Regions from separate parts of the Mus musculus genome. Here region 2 is linked to region 1. The links are chromatin loops, found by intact Hi-C in ENCODE. Cell type or tissue: heart. All regions are shown on one strand. Links, peaks and the distances in the headings refer to the core of each region. The heading gives the core; the rest is flanking DNA.

Region 1 (5,375 bases), core at 82-5,081:
TAAAATAAACACAAGCTTGTATCAATTCTTTGAACTCACCAAAGGTTCCAGATCATTCTGCTCCTCTGTTCCACTACCTGCAAGGCCCAGTTACGGCTACCAGAAATCCAGCCTGGCCCAGAGAAAGCTACAGTCAGAGCCTGTCACAGGCATGAAAAGCCAGGGCGAAGGTGCAGGTCACCAGGATGGTGAGGGATGACAATGGAGGAGGAGCCTCCAGCTCCCACAGCAGATGCTCAATGGGGACTCTCTTTGGCCCTCCTTGGCACAGGGAATCCCAGGGAAACATGACAGCAGATGCTGCAGGAACCTCTTCTACTATAAATGCTGTCAGTAGTTCCTATCAGTTAAGGAACCCGGAGAATGATTTTATTTCTCTTGGGCACATTGCCATGAGTCCTGTTACCAAGGCAAATGAGAATACAAGATTGACAGGTTAGCAGACTGCCACAGACTGTGACATATGCATTAAACAGCCAACAGCCACCTTTGAGCATCGTTACCCTGGAAAGACATTTGCCAATGATTATTCACTGGGTGGAGAATCTCAGGTTTTTATTTTGACATTGATTTGATGATAAATATAGCTATGTTTTTCCCCCCTGTTGTTGGCTTTGCTTGCTTGCTTTGAGTCTTGAGAGGTAGCCTAGGCTCACTTCAAGCTTGCCATCCACCTGCCTCAGCCTCTCAAGTGCTAGTCTTGCTTGACTACATTGAAAAAAGGAGGCACAGTGGGGGAAAGTGAGCAAAAGCCAAAGGACAGACTTGGATTTCAATTCTTGTTTCAGGAAGACACTGGCAACCGCCATCTGAGGGGGTCTCTCCACTGCAGCTCGGTCCCCACGGGATCAGGAAGATGCTCATTTGCAGCAGTGTCAGGAGTGATTCTGAGGCACATGTGAGGGCAGTTGAGAAGAGCTGTCCTCTTCCGGCACCCCCACCAGCCCCAAGACCCACCCCTCTTTCCTCCCTTCTGCTCCCAGAAGACCCCCGGCTCATTCTTCCCAGTCCACACGTCACTGAGGCAGCCTGAGGGTTGGTGTGATTCCCTTCTCACTGCAGCGACAGCATACATGACAAGAAGCAACTTCAGGGAGGAGGGGTTTGGACGGGGCGTGTAGTTTGATGGGATATAAATTCATCAGGCCTGGGAAGGCACGGCAGCGGGCGCATGCGTGTGGGACTCTGTGCACCGCAGGGGATGGGGAAACAGAGAGATGGATGGGAATGGCCACCCTTACCTGGGTTTCTCCTCTTTCCCATTCTGAGCAGTCCAGGCCCCCAGAGCTTTCCTCCACGAAAGCAAGTCTTTCTTAGTCAGTCATCTCCGGAGTCAAGCTAACAGACAAAGGTGCCTGACTCCCCTCTCGTTTCTCTCAATGATCCACACGAGATAGTTATTGACTACCACACTAATTAAGCCAATTAAAAGTTTTAAGTCTTTTATATCGATGGCCAGACAAAGAGCAGGCTTGAGCCTCCAAAATATCTCTCAGTGCCCAAGCACAGGAATTCAGCATTTTTAAAGGCAAAAACCACCAAGTTACACCAGAGTTATTAGATCAGGGTCAGAGTAACATTGAAACCTTCCCTCCTAGCAGAGCATAGCAGTTACTTTAGACATAACTTACCAAGTATTTTGATTAATACATCTGGACCGTGGTCAAGGCCATGAAAATGTCAAATGTGTTGCCAAGACAGATATGACAGTTGAGAGAGACACAGAGGGGCTAAGAAGTGTCTAACCAAACACAAAACAGTCAGAACAGGATACTGTTACCTTAAATCATTTCCTGTGTGTGTGTGTGTGTGTGTGTGTGTGTATGTCTGTCTGTCTGTCTCGGTGTCTGTCTCTGTGATAAAAGAGGACGATAGTGTTCTCTTAAGTGTCCCTGCCTCCTTCTCTTGAAAGAGCGTGTCTGTAGCTTCTCCATTGGGGGCCCTGTGTTCCATCTTATAGAGCATCCACTTCTGTATTTGCCAGGCATTGGCATAACCTCATATGAGACAGTTATAACAGGGTTCCTTCAGCAAAATCTTTCTGGCATATACAATAGTGTCTGGGTTAAAAGCACCCAAGGAGCTGAAGGGATCTGCAACCCTATAGGTGGAACAATAATATGAACTAACCAGTACCCCCCAGAGCTCGTGTCTCTAGCTGCATATGTAGCAGAAGATGGCCTAGTTAGCCATCACTGGGAAGAAAGGCCCCTTGGTCTAGCAAACTTTATATGCCCCAGTACAGGGGAATGCCAGGGCCAAGAAGTGGGAGTTGGGGGGGGGGTAGGGGAGCAGGGCGGAGGGAGGGTATAGGGAACTTTCGGGATAGCATTTGAACTGTATATAAAGAAAATATCTGATTTTAAAAAAATAGTGTCCTTAGCTTTGTCTTTAGACCCTGCAAGGTGCCACTTCAAGGGGCTCAACTGACCCTGAAAGAAGAGATACATAGATTCATAGACTGCTCTTAGATTACCAGTGTCACTGAGGCGAGGGCTACCTTTCTCTTCTTGATGCTGTTGCTGGCTAGCATTCCATTCTTCAGACAATGGGGCTGGAGAGGAGCCTAGCTGCACTGCAATGAGTTTACAGTGCTACTGTAATGAGTGAATCGGTGCTACAATCCCCAGGGAAAACAAAGAATGCTGGCCAACACTGGGACTCGACTTGTCTTCTGCAGAACAAGGAATGGACAGCAGTGGGCGCTAGCACCACAAAGTTCTGAGAAGCAACTGGAAGTTCAGGCCACTTGTCTTCCAAGGCACCCAGCTAATACAGAAAGGAAGAAACAAGTCTTAAAAGGTGTTATAGGTAGGCTTCTGTGGCCGTGATAGACAGCATGGCCAAAAGTAACTCGGGAATTGAAAAAGGTGATCTGGCTCACATCATCGAGGGAACCAAGTCAGGAATGCAAGGCACGTGCTCATAGTTATAGAGAAACATTCATTTCTGCCTTGTTTGGTTTCTTCTCTTATACAGACCAGTGCCTAAGAATGGCACTGCCCACAGTGGGCAGGACCCGCCTACATTAATTAGCAATAAAGAAAACATACCATGGACATGCTCATAAGCTGATGTGATGGAGGCAGTTCCTCAACTGGCGTCCCCTCTTCCCAGGTGGCCCAAGCTGAAGCCAGCTATGACAACCAGCTACCTACAAGGCTCATGCCTTCCATTTCTCTGTCTGGAGGTGAAGGGGTAGGAGGAGTCAGGGTCTAGAACCCCGGGCCTCACATAGCCTACACATACACTCTAGCATGAACCACACCCCGGTCCCATGCTGCATCATCCTAAATGCCTGTGTTTTGACAGGTGAAATTGTGTTAGCCTGAGCATCTCATATCCCATCCCAGGTTGCACTCATACTATAGCTTGGACACGATACACAAAGTCTGAATCCTTATGTAGTTGGGGTCCTGTCTGAAGAGTTTTCCCTGCTTCCCTGGGTTTAAAGAAGCCACAGCTGTTGGGTGGTGGTGGTGGTGGTGGTGGTGGTGGTGGTGGTGTTTTTAAACTACCCTCATACACAGTACTTACTGTGTTAGAGTTTCAGAAAGGTGACCCGTATAGTGTAGCGCAACCCTGAGTCCTGCTGATTTGGGCCTTCCCAGTCACCCTGGCTATCCCAAGAAAGCAAGTCCTTGCATCCTTGGTGCATTTCCAGGCAAAGCTCATGAATACACCTCTCCCTTTGGCTTTTGTCATTTCGGTTGCAGTCTATAGGCTGGCGCCACCATCTGGTAAAAAGAAGTACTCACATCCTTCTGCCCTGAGGCTCTGGGACTCACTTCCCAGTCACAAATAATGGAAGCATCTGAATGTCAATCCCAATAACTTCTTCCTAGAGCTGTCCCCACACATGTCACAGTGATGGAGGTCTAACTAACAACCTGGTGAAGCACAAGTTACCTCAACCCAGTTCATATAATCCCAATGTGCTATAACTAGTTAAAAAACAAACAAACAAACAAACAAAAAAAAACAAAAAACAAAAAACAAAAAAACCTCCTAACTTTAAACTCCCCCTCAAAATAAATCTCCATGCCCAGATGTTTTCACCACTGAATTCTGCCAAGGATGTCATGGAGAATTTATAGCAGTTTAACACAAATACTCTATTCCAGAAAACAGTAAAACCTGGGTTGCCTTGGTATTACAAGGAGGAGGAGAAAGAGGAGAAGGAACAAGAGCAATCGAGAGCAGGAGCAAGAAAGCAAGAGAGACAGAGACAGAGAGAGAGAGAGACAGAGAGAGACAGAGAGAGAGGCAGAGAGAATCGGATAGACTAGGATGCTTAATTCACAGTGCTACTGCAAGGTCTGCATCGATGGCACCATGTCACATAGGCTGGGCACGTAGATTTCAAAGCAGCCCGGACAGCCACCTTTGGTCATGTCGTTGCATAAGATAGAAAAGAAAAAGCCATAACAAAACATTAAAAAAATGTATTAAGTAATGTTAAAACAAGTACACAGTATCATCACGTAGGAGTGATTCTACCAAAGCAAAACCTGATCTCTATGTGATGGTGAGTCCAGCTGCTGTTCTGAGACTGGCTACAGAAGTTGGTGTTACCCTTTCCTTAGAAATGTGGAACTCACTAAACCTATGCAAATCCTCTACAAGGGTACTCTGAGAGTGCTGCTGGTTCTTTTGCATGATTTCCCAGAGTTCCTTTGTGATTACCATTATGGGTTCTGTGATGTGATCCCTCCTAATTGTATCCAGTTAAGAAATTTGATCCTGAGTGCCTTCCCAAGAAACATGAGGCTCCCAGACCCATTCACTCCTAATCTGAAGGTGGACATGTTAAGCGAAATTAACATCGCACCTCGGATCCTCACCAATTTCACTGGAGTGATGCCGCCTCAGTTCAAAAAGGATTTGGATTCTTATCTTAAAACTCGGTCGCCGGTCACTTTCCTGTCTGATCTGCGTAGTAACCTACAGGTATCTAATGAGCCCGGGAATCGTTACAACCTCCAGCTTATCAATGCATTGGTGCTCTACGTAGGGACTCAGGCTATCGCACACATCCACAACAAGGGCAGCACGCCGTCAATGAGCACCATCACCCACTCAGCACACATGGACATCTTCCAGAACCTGGCTGTGGACCTAGACACTGAGGGCCGATATCTCTTCTTAAATGCAATTGCGAACCAGCTACGGTACCCAAACAGCCACACTCACTACTTCAGCTGCACAATGTTGTACCTTTTTGCTGAGGCGAACACTGAGGCAATCCAGGAACAGATCACAAGGGTTCTCTTGGAACGGTTGATTGTAAATAGGCCACATCCTTGGGGTCTTCTTATCACCTTCATTGAGCTGATTAAAAACCCAGCATTTAAGTTCTGGAACCATGAATTTGT
Region 2 (5,375 bases), core at 188-5,187, 110 kb after region 1:
TGCTTCCTTATTTCTCAAATAACAGGACAAAACCGGAAAGGCTGGCTTAGCCCCTGCAGCTCCTACAGCCCAGGAACAACCTTGCTCACCGTGTGGGCCCTGAGTTATCAACACCATCTTTGCAGCCCAGACAGTCACAACCTTGAACAGTGGGACATTTCCTCCAGAGACAGACAGGACACAGAAGGAAGGAGTGATTCAAAAGTCAGAATTAAGAGGGAGAAATGGCTCTGTGACTAAGAGCACTTGCTGCTCTGGCAGAGGACCAGGTTCAGTTCCCAGCACGCACATGCTAATTCATAACTGTCCGTAGCTCCAGTCCCAACACCCTTTTCTCACCTCCACAAGCACTACCCACATATGGGAGGCAGACACCCTGTAGGCACAACACTTATACACATAAAATAAAAATAAATAAATCTTTGAAAAAAAATCAGGGGGCTGGAGAGATGGCTCTAAGGTTAAGAACATTCGAGGCTCTTGTAGAAGATCTGGGTTTAGTTCCCAGCACCACAGATGTCTGTAAATCCAGCTACAGGGGATCCAGCACCTCCTCTGGCCTCTGTGGACACCCACAGACACATCCACACGCACATATCCACAGAAACAAGAACTTAACATTTTTTAGAAAATATAATCAGAGACCACTGATCTCTGTCTCTGTGTCCTCGTCCCCTACCCCCACCCCCTTCAGAAGCCAAGGCTGCAAGGCTGCCAGAAGCCAGCTCCACCCACCTCTCTGCGTCTTTCATTTTTCCTCTATTTGTTATACTGTTTAGAGCCTAGGTGTTAAACATATTCCAGTCTCCCTGTTTCAACTTACTGAATTCTTGGATTACAGCATGTGCTATGTCCCCTAACTTTGTTTCCTGTTCTTTTCAGAAACTACTCCTTTCAAAAAGAAATCTTAGTACAGTGAAATACAAAACTTATTTACAAAGTAGAAGGTAAGCAAACTCTCAACTGTGAGAGTTAAGGAAACACTTTACTCTCAGACAAACACTGACACACACACAAAACCTAGGAGCCATTCTGACAGGAAAATTGTCCTTAGGAGGAGGAAGGACGGGCAAGGAGGGGAGGACAGGGGAGAGGGGGAGGGGGAGGGGAAGGAGAGGGGAGAGAAGGAGGGGGAGGGAAAGGGGGAGGGGGAGGGGGAGGGGAGAGGAACAGCAGCCTGGCAGAGAGAAAAGCAGCAGCCCCTATCCTGGCAGCACAAAGCCTGCAATCCCAGCCCTTGAGAAATAGAAGCAGGACCGTCAGGCGTTCACGGTCATCCACAGCTACATGGCAAGTTAGAAGTCAGCCTGTGTCATATGAGACACCGAAGTTTCCATTCACCTCTGAGCTATTGTACAATACTCATATTTTTAAGGTATTATCAGTTCCACTAGCTAATAAGTAGTTCTTCATTTAAATATTTTACGATGTATTTTTATTTTATATGTATGAATATTCTGCTCGCTTATATGTTAAATGTACTACATGCGTAGATTACATGTGGAAACCTGAAGAGGGGGCCGGATCCCCCAGAATTGGAATTACAGATGCTTGGAAACACCACATGGGTCCTGGGAATGGAACCCTGGTCTCTGAGCCAGGGCTCTTAACGGCTAAGCCATCTCTTCAGCCCTGGTCCTTCAGTTTCCATTCCTGACTTCAAGCAAACCTGGGCATCTTTTCTGTGTTTATGAATTATCTATCTTTGTCTTCTAGGTTTGGATTGGTTTCTCCTCCATTCTATGCTGGGTTAGAACTGTCCACCCAGGCTGCGCAGCCCTCCAGGAGCTAGTTTCCTGGGTGTGTTTATCACATATCCTCTGCCTATGTGGCGTGTGTCTCACTCTCTGCAAACCCCAAAAGGATGCCCTTTGCAGTGTGTACTGAAGTTGTGCTAAGAAGGCCTCTCCTTCTTACCTTGAGATCATAACAATATCCTCTTGTTGGGACTTAAAAAAAGCATTTTTTATTTTCCCCACTGAAACCCTTGAACTCCTTTAAATATATATATTTCTATTCATAACTTGAGATGGACAGAGAATCATATCCTCTTCCTCTCCCACAAAGCACTGACTAGTGGAGACTGAGGACACCTGAAATACTCAGGAGCAGACGATGTGGACATTCTCAGACAGCGCCATGGCTAAGAAGGCCAACACTGCCGCCGCCTCACTCCCACCCCCACCCCCGACAGAAGTCTCCAGGTTCCTGTGTCTAGAGAGGGTCTGGCTTCTGCAATGGTTTGCTGTGTTGGACAAATACCTCAGATACTCCATTTAAGACTGACTTCATAGTTGGGTATGGTAGTGCAAAGTGAATTATGGCCAGGGCTGCTACACAGAGAAAGTATGTCTAGAAAAAGCAAAACAAACAACAACAACAACAACAACAACAACAACAAGAGACTAACTTTGCAAGTCTCACTTTCCAATACTCCTCTGTCTCAGGTGGTAAAACTCAAAACAAAGGCAGAGCTGCCATACTCCGAGTTGCCCACAAGAGGGCAGCAGTACGAACACAGGCTCTCCAGCTTTCATTAAGAAACCCTCATTCTCAAGGCAGCCAGCTTGGCGGCAGCACCATCTTCACCAGTCCACAAGACAACTCTGGATTCTGTGCCACTACAGCTCGTCCTTTTACTGAGAACCAGTTTCCCAAACACCCTAACTCGGAGGAGCTTAGCGCCAAGTGTGCTGAACGACCCAGGCTGTCTGGATATGCTTCCATTCCTGGTAAGGCAGGTCAGGCCTAGGCAAATGCTGATGCCAACCCAAGTGTCCTTTATGCTGCTCAGCACAGCTCGGACAATGCGGTGAGTTGGTAGGGTCCCAAGAGATTGGTGAGAGAGGGCAGATCTGCCCTGTTTCCACCATGGTTGCCTCCAGGGCACAGTGGGGTTCCCTGGGTGTAAAACCCCAAGTGAAGAGGTAATCCCAGCTCCACCTCCCTGTACCTCCTAGCCTCTGCCTTGCTACAGCCTTGGGGAGGCATCGGCTCCCACAGGACAGCATCCAGACCTTAAAGAGGCCCCCAGACTCCGAGCATTTCTCAAGTTCTCATACACGGGCTCAGACTCAAGCCTGCACTTTATCATCAACAGCCTCATAGAAACCAGGGAAAGCTGCAGTCGTGTGACTCCCCGAGACCTGGAAAAGATGCTATCTGCCAGGCCAGAGCATTTTCTGTTCATCAGTAGAAGATTATATTCTTAGTGGAAGGGCACAAGTGCACACAGACACACACTTACTTTTCTGTTGCTGTGATAAAGAAAAAAGAAAAACCCACCCTGGCCAAAAGCAATTTAGGAAAGAAATGGGTTTATTTGGCTCACAATCCCAGGCTGCAGCCCACTATAGAGTGGAAGTCAATGCAGAAACACGAAAGACCACATCCATAGCCAAGAGCAGAGGGCCAGAGAACACGTGGGCTGTGGTTGCTTGTTCTCAGCTATCTTGCTTCAGTCTCAGTTCAGGACCCAGCATAGACTGGCGCACCCCAGAGCAGGCTAGGTGTGGATGCTTGAATAGGAATGGCTCCCACAGGCTAACATATTTGAATGCTTGGTCATTAGGGAGTGGCACTACTTGAGAGAAATTAGGGGGTATGGCCCTGTTGGAGTAGGTGTGGGGCCTTATAGGAGGAAGTGTGTCACTGGGGGAAGGCTTTAAGGTTTTAAATGCTCAAGCTAAGCCCAGTGTCACATTGTCCTCCTGCTGTCTGTGGATCTGGATCCAGATGTAGAACTCTCATCTTTTATAGCACCACTTCTACCTGTATGTTGCCATGTCGCCTGCCATGAGAACAATGAACTAAACATCTAAAACTGGAAGCAGTTATTTCAGTTTCAGTTAAGAATAACTGAAAAGCCGGGGCCTAGCAAACACAGAAGTGGATGCCCACAGTCAGCTAATGGATGGATCACAGGGCTCCCAATGGAGGAGCTAGAGAAAGTACCCAAGGAGCTAAAGGGATCTGCAACCCTATAGGTGGATCAACATTATGAACTAACCAGTACCCCGGAGCTCTTGACTCTAGCTGCATATGTATCAAAAGATGGCCTAGTCGGCCATCACTGGAAAGAGAGACCCATTGGACACACAAACTTTATATGCCCCAGAACAGGGGAACGCCAGGGCCAAAAAGGGGGAGTGGGCGGGTAGGGGAGTGGGGGTGGGTGGGTATGGGGGACTTTTGGTATAGCATTGGAAATGTAAATGAGCTAAATACCTAATAAAAAATGGAAAGAAAAAAAAAAGAATAACTGAAAAATGTTATTCTTTATAATAGTTCTCTTGGTCACCATGTCTCTTCACAGCATCAGAACACTGACTATCAAGACAATCCTCTACAGACATACCCACAGGCCAGCTATTCCAGAGAATCCCTCAACAAACTCCCTTCCCAGATGATTCTACGTTATGTCAAGTTGACAATTAAAACCAAGCAACACACACACAGATACACACATACCACACACACACCACACACACTAACATACATACACACACAGATATACACTCACATTCACCCACTCACATATACCTATACCTATACATATACATATGCACACACACATATACAGAGACACACACACATGCATACATAAACACATACACACAAAGACACACAAACAGGCACACACAAATACACATACATACCACATCACACACACTCCCACATCACACACACATACACACAGATACAGATACATACCACACCATATACAACACATACACATGCACACAGATACACACATGCACACAGACACACACACACAGGTATACACACAAATGCACATACATACCACACATATACACAGAGGTATGTATACATACCATACCACACATATTCAGCTTCCCAGCTAGATTAGTGAAAGAGGAAAACATCTTGGATACCTTGGGGAAAAGTCAACTTTCATGGATCAAAAAGGAACATTTTTAAACTAGACACAGAGGAAAGAACAGAAACTCAAATGATCTGGTAGAATTGATTTTAAAAACATGTTGACTGGACTCGGATATTTTATAACAATCAAAAGTTTACCATACATACAGGGGCAGCAAATGGCTCAGTGTGTAAAGGCACATGTTTGCTGTGAAGCCTAACGGCCTGATTTGAGTTCAATCCCAGAAACCCACACAGTGGAAGGAGAGAATCAACTCCCAAAAGCTGCCCTCTGGGGCTGGAGAGATGGCTCAGCGGTTAAGAGCACTGGCTGCTCTTCCAGAGGTCCTGAGTTCAATTCCCAGCAACCACATGGTGGCTCACAACCATCTGTAATGGGATCTGATGCCCTCTTCTGGTGTGTCTGAAGATAGTGACATTGTGCTCACATAAAATACATAAATCTTTAAAAAAAAAAAAAAGCTGTCCTC

What was found. Hi-C counts contacts between places; a loop is a spot of excess contacts. Peaks named below come from ENCODE experiments on the same cell type or tissue, not always from the same donor. Only the 100,000 strongest peaks of a DNase experiment are listed, where the experiment ranks them.
Region 2: it touches region 1 in a loop (4-fold over the local background); 6 of 42 quality-filtered maps call a loop at or near these places.

The regions. Positions count from the first base shown.
Region 1 is chr14:24,065,160-24,070,534 of GRCm38, forward strand. All of the region lies in intron 1 of Gm31392 (a long non-coding RNA gene), which reads right to left. It also overlaps the pseudogene Gm6158. Among named protein-coding and RNA genes, the nearest start is that of Gm31392, 5.9 kb to the right of the region's middle. In heart, for the core only: CTCF peaks have their summits at 2,699 (motif pointing right) and 3,736 (motif pointing left); no DNase peak of the experiment used is centred there; H3K27me3 peaks cover 1,016 bases.
Region 2 is chr14:24,179,635-24,185,009 of GRCm38, forward strand. The region is part of intron 5 of Dlg5 (discs large MAGUK scaffold protein 5); the gene reads right to left. Among named protein-coding and RNA genes, the nearest start is that of Gm52143, 29 kb to the right of the region's middle. In heart, for the core only: a CTCF peak has its summit at 2,493 (motif pointing right); a DNase peak (open chromatin) is centred at 2,597; H3K27ac peaks cover 815 bases.